Regions from separate parts of the Homo sapiens genome. Here region 2 is linked to region 1. The links are chromatin loops, found by intact Hi-C in ENCODE. Cell type or tissue: ascending aorta. All regions are shown on one strand.

What was found. A loop is a pair of places that touch in the nucleus more often than their neighbours do. Peaks named below come from ENCODE experiments on the same cell type or tissue, not always from the same donor. Only the 100,000 strongest peaks of a DNase experiment are listed, where the experiment ranks them.
Region 2: a loop joins it to region 1, with 3 times the contacts of the local background. A loop is called at or near these places in 1 of 110 quality-filtered maps.

Annotation. Positions count from the first base shown.
Region 1 is chr10:34,077,581-34,080,080 of GRCh38, reverse strand. No RefSeq gene overlaps it. Among named protein-coding and RNA genes, the nearest start is that of LINC02629, 170 kb to the right of the region's middle. In ascending aorta, a CTCF peak has its summit at 1,005; a DNase peak (open chromatin) is centred at 1,090; H3K4me3 peaks cover 482 bases; H3K27ac peaks cover 2,002 bases.
Region 2 is chr10:33,956,104-33,958,603 of GRCh38, reverse strand. No RefSeq gene overlaps it. Among named protein-coding and RNA genes, the nearest start is that of LINC02629, 53 kb to the right of the region's middle. In ascending aorta, no CTCF peak of the experiment used is centred here; no DNase peak of the experiment used is centred here.

The DNA of each region.
Region 1 (2,500 bases):
CATAGGTGAAAATTTAAGCAGCCGGCATTTATAGGGCTCCTCTTAAGGGAAGAGAGGAACACATTTTGTTTCCTCCAACACCCAACACTGGGGCTTGGTGGGTGGGAGAGGCGCTGCCTGGGAAGGGCTCCTCACTTGGAGGCTTTGGTCCCTTCCCCAGCTTGGGAGCTCACCCAACCGCCTGCTGAACTTCTCCGCCAGCCCCTGCTTCCCTGGAGTCCACACTTTCATCCTCATTTTCTCCTAGATTCTAAACTCTCAGAGGCCAAGAGCACCACTGTGGCCCCTGCAACACACTCTTCCTGTGCTGTGTGTGAAGCGAATTGAATGTTTTTCACCTTTTTTCCCCCCGTTAGGCATTGTGTTACACGTGAGAGTTAAGCAGTGAATAAGGCAAAGTCTCATCCCCACGAAGCAGAAATTCTGGGCATTTTTAATATATAACGTGGTCTGTGCTACTACAGTGAATGAAAATCGCAAGAATACACACAGGTTATTGTGACAGCATTTGGGAGGGACATCTTACCAAACCTAAGGGTTCAGGGAAGAGTCCTAGAGTGAGGGCATCTGTCTCATTCTGCACCCCACACCCTGAGCTGAGAGTGGCAGATGGGGGAAGGGAAATGGGGACTCAACTCAGTCGTTCCCTCCCTACCAAGCCTCCACAGGCCCTCCTGCACAGAAGCCGGTTCTGCAATGTCCACCCTCCCAGACAGAGTCATTCCCAAATGTAGCTCCAGCAACTTTCTCGTGGGGTAAGGAAGGCTGCCAGCTCTTAGGGGAGGAATCCAAGCTGTTTAAAGAGCAGAGCTCCAAGGACATCCTGTGATACCCCTGAAATGATGTCGAGCAGCACAGGAGGGAGATGCCTTTAAAAGAGGGAACGTACAGGGCGGCCGAGGGTGGTGCCGGGACAAGCTGGGCCTCGCAGATCGCACCACAACAGTGAATGTACATACAGCGGGTGCTTCTGGGATGGCTCCTTCTGGGCCTCCCACACCCCCACCTGGTCACGTACAGGCCCAGCACTGGGGCTGGTGCCTCACTCAGCACCCACGCACCACGTTGTGCCAGCGAAGCTGTTGTGGCCAAGGAGGAGAGCCCCGTGGGGAGCGTTGGCTGTGGAGGCCTCTTTGAGTCAAGGGCAGAGCATGTGTTTGGCCGGAAGTCCTGATTCAGAACTTGGAATCGGGATTTTCTGCTAATCTGGTGTTTTTCCTCTGACAGCACAATAATATTGTTTTGGTTGCTAAGAAACCCTCTTTTAATTGAACATTGGGTCGAGTGGCTATAGTACGATAATATACCATGCAGACATAAGAGAATAGCACAGCGCCCAAGTGACAATCAGGCCACTTCTCACAACAGGCATGTCATAATACATAAGTGTCTTTCCAGATTTTCCTCCCAGGGCATGGAGGCATTTGATTTGTGACTGCAGACAGAAGATTCTCTCTCCCCAGTCTGTGATATGGCCCTACAGTGGGCTATCTGTACCTATAACCAAGCTCAGCTTTGTTTTATAGGCTGACATTTTGTGGGCTATTAGTCTGAATGAACCACTATTCTAATGATCAGATCATTATAATGGTGCATTAGTTTGATGCAGGGTAATGAAATATTGTTACTCCAATAAGGCTGGATGTCTATTACGGATCTTATCTCATAATCCCTGCTTAACAGAGGCATCCTTGGTTTCTTTTGCAGTACAGAGCGAATACCTGATTGAAGAACTCTTTGGAGAAAGGACTATAGTGTCATTTTAAAAGCTAAGAGTAAAGTTTAATATTCCTAATAGTAATTGCTTTCTATTTTGTTTTTCACAACTGAGAGACATTGTTTGGCTAAATCTCTAGGGGGCGATTGAGAGAGGCAGGCACATAATCCCAGCTCTGAATGCCCTGATAAAATTAATGTGTTCTTTTACTTTAGAGACAGAGAAGGTTCATGCATTGTTTGCTAGGCAATTTTCTAGCATGTAGCTGCAAGATTGGGTTCATATCTATTTGCTGAGAAATCAGATGTAAGCATAGGTTGAGTTGAGGCTGTCGATTAGTATAAGACCTCAATAGATGTTTTGTTTTTCACCTTGAGGGGCTGATTTCAGTGTTAAAAGTTGGCCTGAGTAAAAGAAAAGCAGTTCAAAAGTTGGCTTTTAAAAATCTTTTAGTGGATAGAATTAGAATTGTGTTTTTACAGGATGGGAGTTATACCTGCCTCTGCCTCCCTGCAAACACGTGTCACAGGTTGTATTCCACCTGCAGTGGCCAGGGTTCTTTGATTGCAAGCAACAGCAACACTGCTGCCCCTAATTTGAAAGGAGTTATTTAAATGATATTGGGTGGCTCACATATCTAAAAAAAGAAAAAAAATCTGCACAACCAGGGATCTGGAAGGACGTGTATGAGGGACCCTAAAGGACAGCTGAGTCTGAATACTGTATCTTTCATCATTTCCTCTATTTTTATTACTTTGTTTGAGATTCAGAACTTGGTTGAAC
Region 2 (2,500 bases), 120 kb after region 1:
TATTTAGTTTTTCTTAAACAATAATAAGGGGGAATATCTGATCTTGTAACCCCACTGCTTAAAGTCCTTTCATAGCTTCCTCTTACTGTTAAAATCAAAGCTAAATTCTCCTTACAGTTTCCAAGGTTCTAGATCACATGGCTCCCTCTGCCCTCGCCAGGCACATCGTGGGCTTCTTTTCCTGACCTGCTCCATGCCCTGGGCACTATGGCTTTAGTTTCCTGAATGCTTAGTATGTTTGCATCTCAAGACCTTTACTATTTTTCATGCTTTAATTTCTCTTCCCTTTCCTTTTGTCCTAGTTACTTCTTTCCTGTCCTTTAAGAACCAGTTCAAAGTCACATATTTCAAGGAGGACTTAAGTATATTTCCTCTTAATTTTATGGCCCCACATTGTATGAAGATACAATGTATAAAAATTGTAATAAATAACTTGTGTAATTAACTGTTTAATAACTATACATTCATTGGAATATAAGTTGTATGTATGACTAATGCCTCTCAGGTGATTTGCCTATTACAATTCCCTGCATTAGTAGGTACTCTAGTCTGGTAAAATATTGAATGGAAATATGGAAACAAACAAACAAACAGGTAAAGAGTTCCAAAAGGCTGGGCATGGTGGCTCAAGCCTGTAATCCCAGCACTTTGGGATGCCAAGGTGGGTGAATCATCTGAGGTCAGGAGTTCGAGACCAGCCTGGCCAACATGGCAAAACCCCGTCTCTACTAAAAATACAAAAATTAGCCGGCCGTGGTAGTACATGCCTGTAATCCCACCTACTTGGAAGGCAGAGGCAGGAGAATCACTTCAACTGGGCGGGGAGTGGAGGTTGCAGTGAGCTGAGATGGCGCCACTTTACTCCAGCCTGGTGAAAGAGCAAAACTCTGTCTCAAAAAAGAAAAAAAAAAAAAAGTTGCAAAAGACCTGCAGTAATGGATAAATAAACATGATAAAACCATAATGATTAAAACAATGTATTGCTTGTGCCAAAACTGAAAGAAAGAGCAATGAAACATAAACACCAGAATCAACCCCGAGTATAGATAAAAATTTGGTTTCTGATAAAAATAACATATCAAACTACTAGGTAAAGTAAAATTTATTTAATCTATGGTGTCAGGACAATTGGTTACCTCTTTGGATTAAAAATGTAGACCTCTACCTCCTGGCAAACAAAATAAATTCCAGTTAAGAGAAAATAGCATTTTCTAAATGTGTTTGAAGGAACACTAACATGTGAGCTATTAATAGGGTTAACATGAAAAAATAGTTTTATGGTGAAGTCTATGAAATTCATTTGGCATAATTACATGGAACTCTTTTTATTTTCAAAGTATAACACCAATTTGGGAAGTTTAGATTAAAAGCTCTAAACAAGCTAGAGGACAATTTCAAGAAACATTTTTATAATTCTTCTTGGGAAGATCTTTCTAAACATATGAAAGACAGAACTCCAAAAGAAAAATTGTACCATCAAGGTTCTTTGGTTATAAGCAACTAGAAAACCCTCTGATTAAGGTTAGTAGTTTCTCTATAATGAATTCAAACAAATCAGCAAGGAAAAAAACAAACAAAAAAAACCAATCCCATCAAAAAGTGGGCTAAGGACATGAATAGACAATTCTCAGAAGAAGATATACAAATGGCCAATAGACATATGAAAAAATGCTCAACATCACTAATGATTAGGGAAGTGCAAATCAAAACAACAATGCAATACCACCTTACTCCTGCAAGAATGAACATTAAAAAAAAAATCAGTACATGTTGGCATAGATGGGGTGATCAGGGAACACTTCTAAACTACTGGTGGGAATGTAAACTAGTACAACCACTATGGAAAGCAGTGTGGAGGTTCATTAAAGACCTAAAAGTAGAACTACCATTTGATCCAGCAATCCCACTGCTGGGTATTTACCCAGAAGAAAAGAAGTCATTATACAAAAAAGATATTTACACACGCATGTTTATAGCAGCATAATCACAATTACAAAATCGTGGAACCAACCCAAATGCCCATCAATCAACGAATGGATAAAGAAACTGTGGTATATATATGCAATGGAATACTACTCAGCCATAAAAAGGAATGAATTAACAGCATTAGCGTGACCTGCATGAGATTGGAGGTTATTATTCTAAGTGAAGTAACTCAGGAATGGAAAACCAAACATTGTATGTTCTCACTGATATGTGGGTGCTAAGCTATGAGGATGAAAAGGCATAAGAATGATACAATGGACTTTGGGGACTTGGGGGGAAGGATGGGAGGGGGGTGAGGGATAAAAGGCTACAAATACAGTGCAGTGTATATTGCTCAGGTGATGGGTGCACCAGGATCTCAGAAATCCACTACTAAAGAACTTACTCATATAAGCAAACACCATCTGTACCCCAATAACCTATGGAAAAATAAAATTAAAAAAAGGACAGTAGATTCTAATATTATGTCCAAATATTTACTGCCTCTCTTCAGAGAAGGATTATACTTTTCTTC